Linked DNA regions of Mus musculus: region 2 is linked to region 1. Evidence: chromatin contacts called from ENCODE Hi-C data. All regions are on one chromosome and are shown on one strand. The core of a region is the stretch at or near the end of the contact, and the rest is flanking DNA. Distances in the headings are between cores, read along the strand shown. Region 1 holds the start of Gdf7 (growth differentiation factor 7). Region 2 holds the start of Zfp839 (zinc finger protein 839).

The links. Hi-C counts contacts between places; a loop is a spot of excess contacts on that map.
Region 2: a map of T-helper 2 cell shows a loop between it and region 1 (151-fold over the local background). The contact joins the promoter of Zfp839 here to the promoter of Gdf7 in region 1. A Hi-C loop is called at or near these places in 3 of 37 maps with a recorded cell type or tissue (T-helper 1 cell, T-helper 17 cell and T-helper 2 cell).

Annotation. Positions count from the first base shown.
Region 1 is chr12:8,299,509-8,304,564 of GRCm38, reverse strand. Gdf7 (growth differentiation factor 7) reads left to right here and starts at 2,611. Exons shown (of 2, transcript NM_001312876.1): 1 at 2,611-2,998. The coding sequence starts at 2,632. It also overlaps a transcript of Ldah not described here.
Region 2 is chr12:110,847,617-110,852,509 of GRCm38, reverse strand. It overlaps Zfp839 (zinc finger protein 839), which reads right to left and starts at 2,231. Exons shown (of 7, transcript NM_001199785.1): 1 at 1,947-2,231. The coding sequence starts at 2,192.

The DNA.
Region 1 (5,056 bases), core at 1,362-3,861:
AGAAAAAAAATTCTATCACAGGATAGAACAGCTGGCATGGGCACGTAAGGCAATGGGCTGGTGACAAGTGGCTAGTGTCACTTAAGCAGGAGGAAGAGGGAAGGGGCCAGGCAGGCCTCCAACACCCCCATGCCTTCCTTTTTTTTAGGGCTCTGCTTCAATGTGGTCTCTGCTGACAGAAAAAAACCTCTCCCATCAAGGTACTCAGAACGTCCTTGATGGTCTGCCAGGCATTTGTGTATTACTGGCTGTTGTTTCTTCTGCACACCCTGGCTCTCCACAAGTTTGCCTTGAGTATTGATGGATTCGCAACACCCGGAAGAGTGCCTAGCAATAAGAAGTTGCTACAAGAAGAGATGAGTGGAGATGGATGGGTGGATGGATGGGTCTGGACCGAGAAGTACAAATGACGAGAGTACAGCATGTCTTACACGCAGCCACAGCCGGCAGGTTGGGCTGAGCCCCCCTCCCCCTTCTATTTTCCTCTAACAGCAGCTTCCAGTGAGCTCATAAAACCTACTTCTCTTCTGAACTCTGTTAATGCTCAGAACATCTTGTGGGATGGGAACAAGTGACTGAACCACCTCTGCTCCAAGCTGCATCTAAGCCACACATCATGGACCAGGAAGTTTAGTCTCAAACAGAAGCTATGTGGCTTCCTTGACTCCACTTCAGGAAGGATCACTAACCTGTCCTAATGTCCAGCTCCAAGGTGGCCTAAGGGAAGGGGTGTCATGTAATCAAGAAACATTATCATCCACTGGGCCAACATAGTGCCAGATCCCTTCTGCTCTTCCCTTTATACAGTCGGAGAAACGGAAACCAAGACAAGTGGAGGGGACTCGGAAGGGCCAGGACTGTTAGTGGCCAAAGCCAGGGCTGGAACCAGGGTGGTGACAGGCCAGGGCTCTCTGTTTTCTAAACAAAGAATTGATTTGTGAAAAACTCAAAGTCTGGACATGAGTGGCGTCTGTGGAAAGAAGGCCACCAGAACCCAGTGTCCCTCTGAGCAAAGAGACCCCTGGCTGGCCACTGTAGGCAGGGGTGGATGGGTGGGCAGGGAGTTACGCCAGGAAGTCTCCACCCTACTAGAGCCACTTCCTCCAGGCACCCAAAGAAAGAAAGAAACCCATAATTATGGCTTTTGCATCCGCTCCCCAACCTGGCCACCAAAGGTAGGTTGTCATCCCAGATGCCCACCATCTGGCAACAGCAGGAAGGCCCTGAGTAGGGAGGCCAGCAGCACAGACCGTGGTCCAGGTGCACGCGTGCCTGCTATCCAGAGGGCGAGGTGGGAGTATAAGACTCCAACGCGGGAGCCTGGGCTATGTAGTTTATTAGGAAGAGGCTTTTAGATAGCACCTTGACCTGACTCACGGACCGGGCGTGGATTCTGAGTTTGGTATCCAGAACAATGCTAAAGTAATGGATTTGGGGTCCAGGCTTTTAAATCCCTTGGACAGTTGGTCTATTTTCTGGACATTCTTGCTCTGGGGTTTGTCTGAACTAAATCGACACACATGCTGGCGCCTTCCCCCCTCAGAGCAGGAGTGGGGAGGAAGTTAGCCAAACAAAAGTCCCAGCGTCTGTATGCTCAAGAGTCGCCCAGGCATAGACCAGAGGTGGCCCTTTCCACCCATGCTCATAGAGTGCTATAACCATGCTGGCATCCGAGCGCTATTCCATGGCTTTGCAACGCAGCCTCTGGGCTTGTGGTTGCACTCTTGCCTTTTGCTCTGAAGACCTTGAAGAAATGTGGTCACCTGCCCCACTCTCCCCTTTCCCCGGGCAAATTACTTTGCACATTCAAACCCTGAGACCTAATTTGAGTAGGATTCCGCTGGTCCCCGCCTTCCTAATTCATTAAACCCTTTAAGATTTCAGCTCCTGCTTTGGCTCAAGATGCCCACCCAAAGCTTTTCCGGTCCGTGCCCATCTGTACCCTCCAGCCACTCATCCTTCATCACAGATCCTCTCCCTTTCTCTGGCCTCCCACTGTTATCTTCAGAGGGCTGTGGACGGGAGAGGGTGGCATCCAAATGTGTATCGTAAGCATCCCTAGGAACTCCCTAATGAGCATCCATCAAGGGGGCGTACGGCGAGAAAGCTGGATGGGAGGGGCCCAGTCTTGACTTGGCCCGGGTCTGGCATCCCTAGCACTCACAAGATCACGCGGAGGGCGGTGTTTCTCCATGGAGGAGTCGGGAGGAAGCTGGGCGGGTACGCGAGACGCCCCATCTTCCAGCCAAGGAGTGCGCTGAGGTCTTGGGGCGGAGGGGGGTGGGGGCTCGTAGTACCTTCGGGAGGGGAGGCGGGGCACCGCGTTGTGGCAGGAGCCTCGGGCGGATGGCCTTCTCTTGGCAAGGACAAGGACCAGGCACTACAGCAAGGGGAGGCGACTTCTACCCTGCACTGCGCGATAGGCCTGAGTTGGGGGGCTCAGCGCTGCGGGTTGAACGTTCAGCAGGGGGCGCTGCTCCGAGCGCTGGGCGGGGGTGGGGTGGGAGAGGAGGGGGGCAGCGGCTTGCTGCGCACACTTCCCCCATTATTAAACACTATGTTCAAAAGGCGTCGGGGGACTTCCCGGAGCCACGGAGCCCGTGTCGCGCGGCCGGCCGGCCCAAGGAGCCCATGGACCTGAGCGCTGCCGCCGCGCTGTGTCTCTGGCTGCTGAGCGCTTGCCGTCCCCGCGACGGGCTAGAAGCTGCCGCGGTGCTCCGAGCGGCGGGGGCTGGACCAGCCTGGAGCCCCGGGGGCGGCGGCGGCGGGCGGACCCTCGCCCGGGCTCCAGGCCCTTCAGCTCTCCAGGCCGCTGCGGTTCCGGGTCCCCGAGCTGTGCGCCGCGCTGCGGGTTCTGGCTTCAGGAACGGCTCGGTGGTGCCACACCACTTCATGATGTCGCTTTACAGGAGCCTGGCGGGGAGGGCTCCGGTCGCGGCAGCTTCAGGGCACGGGCGTGTGGACACAATCACCGGCTTCACAGACCAAGCAACTCAAGGTACTTTACGCGTCTTCTGCGCACCAGCCCATCCCGTCTACTCTTGACTGGAGACGAGCCGGGGGAGGCAAGCCTCTGCCCGATTCGATCCTGAACTATGATCCCTATAGTTATCCTCAGGTGCTGGAGAGAAAAAGTTGTCTTCGAAGTCATTGTTCACGAACCCCTAAGCCAGTCAAGGCTTGGTCTCCGAGGGCTAAGGGAGTGGGAGCCGCTCTTCAGAACAGGCTGGCAGGTTCCCCTCAAGCCAAGCGGAGCTCAAGATCCGCTTCTTTGGGGGAAGGGTCTAGTGTAGCCTTGGGCCTGGAGCCCTGGGAGAAGAAAGAAGGGCAGGAGTTGTGGCCTTTGAGTTCCCGCCAAGAGGGACGAGAGCAGTGATGGTAGTGCCTTGTGTTCAGCGGGGGACTGGGGACTATACACAAATTGAAGCTCAGGGGAATTCAGGGTAGAGCAGCTGGTATCCAATTAAAGTCATGGCCTCTCGGTATCAGAAGGACCCCTCTCAGGCAGGCCGTTTCGGGTGGATGGTGGCTTGTGTATGGGAAGAGAGTTTGGGTGCCTGCCTTCCTTCTGTGACAGTAGGCCCCAGCAGCCAGAGTCCAGGGCCTCGGCTTGTGTGGGGAGAAAAGGGATGGTTGGAGCTCAAACATCACATTTTACCCTGTGTAGGGCCCTCCAAAGGTAGGATGTGGGTGGGGTTGTGGGGTGGTTGTAGTATGTGTGTGTCATCTGGCTTTTATTAATCTCCATTGAAGTCATTAAAGCAGACAGATAGGGAAAATTTAACTAATTTCAGGCGGAAATGCAAGTAATTTTGGCTTCAATTCTGCCCAGCCAAAGATCTAGCTTGGAAATCAGGAGGGAAAGGAAGGCAAGTAGGGCTGAAAAGTGAGGCTAGGCAGCCTTTGGCAGTCTGCAGGCCTTTGATACCAGCGTGGGAAAACAGGCTGTGGCTACCACGCATCAGCCATCTCAGAAACACACTCAGTGCGCAGCATGTACGCACAGACAGCTTTGTTTCCATACATAGAACTCTCTGGCCCTGACGGTCCTATGGGGGCACTTAGGACCAGCATCTATTTTCCAAGGGTCTGTCATGGCACGCCACACTGACTGGTGGGATCCTTACAGGAAACTCCAATCCCAGTGTGCAGCAGAATCAGGAAAAACTCCTAACCTGTCCCTGCATAGGACGCTCTCAAGCTGCCAACAGTGAGAGGGGCCTAAAGTAACAGAAGCATCCGACTTTGTTAGGGCTGGCTAAGTGTACAAGGTTATAAAACCAGCTAATTCCTTCCGGCGTAGCTCTGCTCCACCAGCAAGACCCAGAGGCGGGCCACCTTTTCTCCCTCCCTCCCTGGGGAGGTAGCAAGGCCGAGGAAGCGGGGTGAGGCGGAGGCTGCAGAGAAGGGTCTTTGAGAGGAAAAGCAGGGACGGGGAATATGGCCCAGGGCCTCTGTCTAGCTTGCTCCCACCAGCTTCAGTTTAGAACAGAGCTGTGGAGGCAGAACAGTACACCCAGACTGTAGACTTAGAACACCAGGGCCTGGCTCCATGGTTGAGAACAAATCCCCAAAGGTGGGGGGAGTTTGCATGGTCTCTCCGATGGGGCAAAACGAAACCATATGACCCCCTTCAAAGGCAACGCCTTATCTGCTCTTTGGTGGAATTTAAACATTTTTTTTTTGTCTGAGTCCACCCCAAAAGAAAAAGGACCCATGACCAGAAATAAAACCCCAAGCCCGAAATAAATCACACCGGAGCAAAAGAATGAGCAAGTCTGCACCGCAGAAACATCGCCTCCTCTAATCTCTCCGTGAAGGTTCTCTGCGTCTCGCTGTCTTTTCCATTCCCCTTGGTAGCCGCGGGGGCACCAGAAGGAGCCAAGAGCGGGGTTGACGTCGTCGCTATCCTGGCTGAACGGGCAGGGTGGGCTGAAGCAGAGGGTGTCGCGATGCTTATGCGTTCCGTTTCTGGACAATTTTCAAGGGCCCAATTTGCACGGGAAACCGTGGTCAGTGAAGGTGTCTAGGCTGGGTTGGGAGAAGAAAAGGAACC
Region 2 (4,893 bases), core at 982-3,481, about 100 Mb before region 1:
GCTAGGACCGCGCACAGCTGTTGGTGGAATTGAAGTGTGTCTATAGGTCAGGAACAGTGAAGATGGGACCAGAGACCCACATTACCCCAGAAGGTGGTCACTGGCTTGTACTTTTGGTCTGCTGTCCCCACAGTGAGCCAGAGCTTGCTATCCTGGTTGTATCAATGAACCCCAAGTGTACCCCGGAATGCTGCCTCTCCTCTCCTGCATTTCCAGCTGGCACCCAGCCTGGCAAATCTAGCTCAGACACTAGCTTTTCAGCATTAGCTGTGTGCTCCCAGAGACCGTTTCCTTTTTCTGAATGTATTCAGTTAGTTACATCTCTAGCTTTTTGTCCTTGACCAGCTATCATCTGGGTCTTGTGTCACTTCCTCCTAGTCCTCAGACTCCTTGGGGGCAGAATCCTTATCTGCTTGGCCTCTGGGTTATCAGGGCACAGTTTAAGCTGGAAGATTATCCTGCACACCAGGCCACAAAGGGGTCCATTCTTTCATTATTTGAATCTGGTTTTCACCATCCCCATCACACCAGCTACCACCAGCAAATCTATCAAGCTAACTTTGATTAAGTTTGCTCTCCTTTGGTGGAAATTATATCACTGCCTCTTTCCAAAGCTGTCATATCAAATTCAAAATTGTGGCCATATTTAGCAAGGTAAGGAGGACACAGCCTTAGAGTACAGCAAGCCGAGACACTGAACCTCTCTTGTGTGGTTTCCCTGGGGTGGCAGCGATGTAGTTCGGTTGATAAGAGTGTTAAACCACAGAGGAACCACACAGTTCAGCCCCAGCACCGCACACACCTCTAGAGGAGGGGAAGGAAGGATTAGCGATTTAAAGTCATGCTCAGCCATGTGTCAGGTCTGCAGCCACCCTGGGAAACAAGACCTAATCTCAGAAAGGAGACAAACCAAAAAGCAAAACATGTCATGTGGCCGCTGACAGCCGTGCCTCTCTGACAATGTATGATAGCGTGCAGACGCTCCGAGCAGGAGCTTCACGGAGGCCGCACCAATGGTGTGTCACGTCTGTCTCAGACTTGCTCCCTAGGGCAGCAGTCTACCAGTGAGGAACCTTAGATAGTGAGCCATCCTTCCTGCAGGCAGAGAAGCCAATGCCCAACGAGGGTCAGTCACCAAGGGTCACTCTTCTAGCAAGTGCTGTCAGGAAGACAGCACGCCTTGAATAGCCAATATCTACCTCAAAACCACTGGAGACCACAGAATTCTATTCTCTGCCCTATTTTTGGTGGAGGCAGCTCTCTCTCCTGGTCTCTCCCCTGAGGTGAGGTGTGTGTTGTCATTTGCAAAAGCCAGCAGGTCTTCTTACGACCGACATAGAGTACCTTCAGTTTCAGGAGCTACCTGGACCCTCCCAGGAGAAGCCAGATTTTAATGGCTACTCTCAAAACAGCCCAAATCTGTGTGAGCTAGGGGGTAAACCCGCCGGGAGGGAGGGAGTTCTGCAGTGCGGCGCCTTCCTGTGCTTCTTTGCTACTGTATTGGACACTGAAGTTTGCCAAAGTCTCCAGCAAAGTTCTCTCCACTCAGGCTCAGTTCTGGGTCAGTGGCTGCGCGTGCCGCCACCGCTTTCCTCTAAATTCACTCAGCTCTGGGTTCCAGCTCCAGAACCGATCAGGAGAAAGTTCTCCCTTGTCACCCCCCACCCCCAAGACGTGACTTATGCTACCCGCTGGCCGTTGAGAATACACTTGGCCTCAGTGTAGAACCTGGCATACTTCTAGCGCCCCATAGATGCTGAAGGAAGGACAAGTTGCTGTAGGGCGGGCCAGGCGCCGAGGGGCTTGGAGCAGGGCTGTGAGCGCAGAGGAGGAAGCAGGACGCCCCGAGGTGGGCCGGGCGCGCAGAGCTGGGCGCACACGACCCAGGCTCCGAACGCGGTCCGCAGCGGCCAGCTCCGGCCCCTCCACCCCGCGCGGCGCCTCACCTGCGGTGTCAGCAGGCGCGGGGCCTCGGCGCCCGGCCCCCGCTGGGCCTGTTGGGCCCCGTCCCGGAGCCGCCGCGCCGCGGCCGGCAGCGTGCTGGGCGGTGGCTGCGCCCGAGTCACCTGCTCCAGAACCCGCCGCAGCTGCTCGGGGTCCAGCGGAGCCAAGCGCACGGCGCCGTGGCTCCGGCCGGGAAGAGTCGAGCCACTGTCGCCGACATTCCCGGACTCCGGTTCCGCGCCTGCCATGGCGGCCTATGGGGGGGGACTCGAACCCGTGTCGTCTGTAGGGGCGGGGCGGAAGTGCGTCACCCGGTAGAGGGCGGAACCTACGCGTGCCCGGCAGGCCAAAACATCTCCATGGCTCCGGGGCTTGTACTAAATTGCTGCCGCCGCCGCTCTGTTAATGTTTCGATCCCCAAGTGTCACTCGCTCCATGCTGATGTCCCGGATCGGATCCTCAGTGGAGGTCTTCGGAGTTCCCGAGTCCCGGGCTTACACTGATCTCTAATCCTCAAATTGAAAAGTCTTCCTAACCCCGCTCGAGAAACTTGGCGTTACAGTCACGCACCACTCACTACTTCTGGTTTTATGCGGTGCCAGGGGCTCGAACCATGGCTTTATGAATTCTAGGACAAAGGTTCAACCAAGTTAAGATTTACAAGGGGGCTTCTCGAGAGGGAGTCAGTTTAAACGTCTGAGCAGTCAGTCAGACATACATGTTGGTGGCTTTCAAGTTACAAAGGGTTACAAGGGTTGCTGGAGGAAACCTTTTCCCCTCTGCAGTAAATGAGTTTAGAGGGCTGCTCAGGGTGACTCTAGAGGATCCTTTCACAGACTGCAGTCTGGTCAGATAAAACTACAGGTCACATTATAATTTATAATCCTCACATATATAAAGTGTAGTCTCGTGAGGTTCCTAGAAAATTGCAAGTTTATACCTGAGAAAAGAAATAGGTAATATATACATAATTTATTGTTGTCTTAACATTATTATTTGGGGGAGGGTGGAGTTCAAGACACGTTTCTCCGTGTAACCCTGCACAGAGTGTCCTAGAACTCCCTCTGTAGACCAGGCTGACCCTGAGTGCTGGAAATGAAGGTGTGTGCCATCATGCCCAGTTTTTAACATTATTATCTTAAGCATTTCTATATAGATGGAATATTCTCTTTATGTTGGCAACCTTCTCAGTAATTGTCAATTATGCATGAGTCCTTGCTTGACACCCTGCTGGCATGAGGCTTCAGCGCGACTCCAGGGTAATGAGCACTTTTCCCTTCCGTGTGTCCGCTCAGTTTTACCCTGCCTCACAATAGGATTATAAAGTTTGCATTTAATTTCATTTTTTGTTTTGTCTTATGTGTATGGGTGTTTTGCCTGGGTCTATGTACACAACTCGTGTTACTGGCAGTCCCCTGGAACAGAGGGATTGCTGTGAGCCACCATGTGGTTGCTGGGAATGGAACCCTGGACTTCTGTAAGAGCAGCCAGTGCTTGGAACCACTGACCCATCTCTCCAGCCCCAAAATGTTTGCATATTTGACATTAGTGCTCCATCTGAAGCCTCCTCAAGTGTTTCTGGGGTGACCCATCCCACAGCTACCTGGCATCTAGAGTGAACATCTCGAGGGCAGGAATGACATATTACCCATTGGGTGCCCAACACAAGCTCTGAGCCAAAGTATACACTCAGGGATGCATGGATGGATGCATGCATTGATGGATGGATGGATGGATGGATGGATGGACAGACAGATGGATGGGTGGGTAAATAGATGGGCAGATGCATCCATCCACCCATGTGTCCACCCTTCTCACATTTCAGTCTGTCCATCCGGCTCCCCAGCCTCAGCCTAACTTCTCTCTGTACTGTAGTGGTTCTGTGTGTCAGCTCTTCGCTGAGTAGCACAGTAGGACCACTGGTCAACACATCCTCATTAAGCCCCTGTTGGGTGGATGAGGGTCCTATCAATCACGAGTCAGTGTGAGATGAGGGAGACGCATAGGAGAGGGACTGGGGACAGCCTGCTGCCAGGGAAGGCTCTGATTATTGCATTTCACCAAAGGATTCTCTTTTTATTTTAAACTATGTATGTATGTGCCTGAGTATATACTATGTGTGTATTATGTGTGCACTTGTGAGCAAGAACATCAGATCATCTGCGGTGGTTATAAGCCACGGTGGGTGCTTGCCTGCGTGCGTGCGATGGGAACTGACCCCAGGTCTGATTATCATCTTTATCATTACTGAAGCCAGTTTCCACCCTGCAGTGTCCTGAGTTACTCCCCTGGCATCTCACTAAGGTTGTCCACGGGTCTTTGTCTCAGTGGAACAACAACAGGCTCCATGTATGGCCTGGAGCTCACATCTGCCAGCCTCAGCCTCCCGAGTGCTGGTGTTACAGGTGTCTGTCACCGTACCCACTTACTTCTTCACTATTTTCTTCCTTTTCTCTTCCCTCCAACCGTAAATTGAGAATTACCCCCATTTTCCAGAATATCGACTCTGTTTTAACAACCTCTTGACTGTGCTGGAGAGAAAAAAACCTTATCATTTGAATTGGAGGATGTGTACATTTCAAATTAACAGACAAAAGATGGGTTACCAGAAGACCGGATTAGAAAATGAATGCTGAATAATACTGGCCAGGCGTGGTGCAGCGGTGCACCTCTGATTCCAGCCTGGAGGTCCTTCTGCCTCCAGTGCCGGGGTTAAAGACAGTCACCACCACGACTAAATTCAAGATAATTTTAATTAATTAATTTTTGTCCTGTTTTATTACATTTTGTTTTTGTGACAGGGTTTCTCTGTGTAGCCCTGGCTGTCCTGGAACTTGCTCTGTAGATGAGGCTGGCCCCAAACTCAGTGATCTGCCTGACTCTGCATTCTGAGAGCTGAGATTAAAGATGTGGGACCACAACTGCCTGGCTCAAAATAATTTTTTAAAA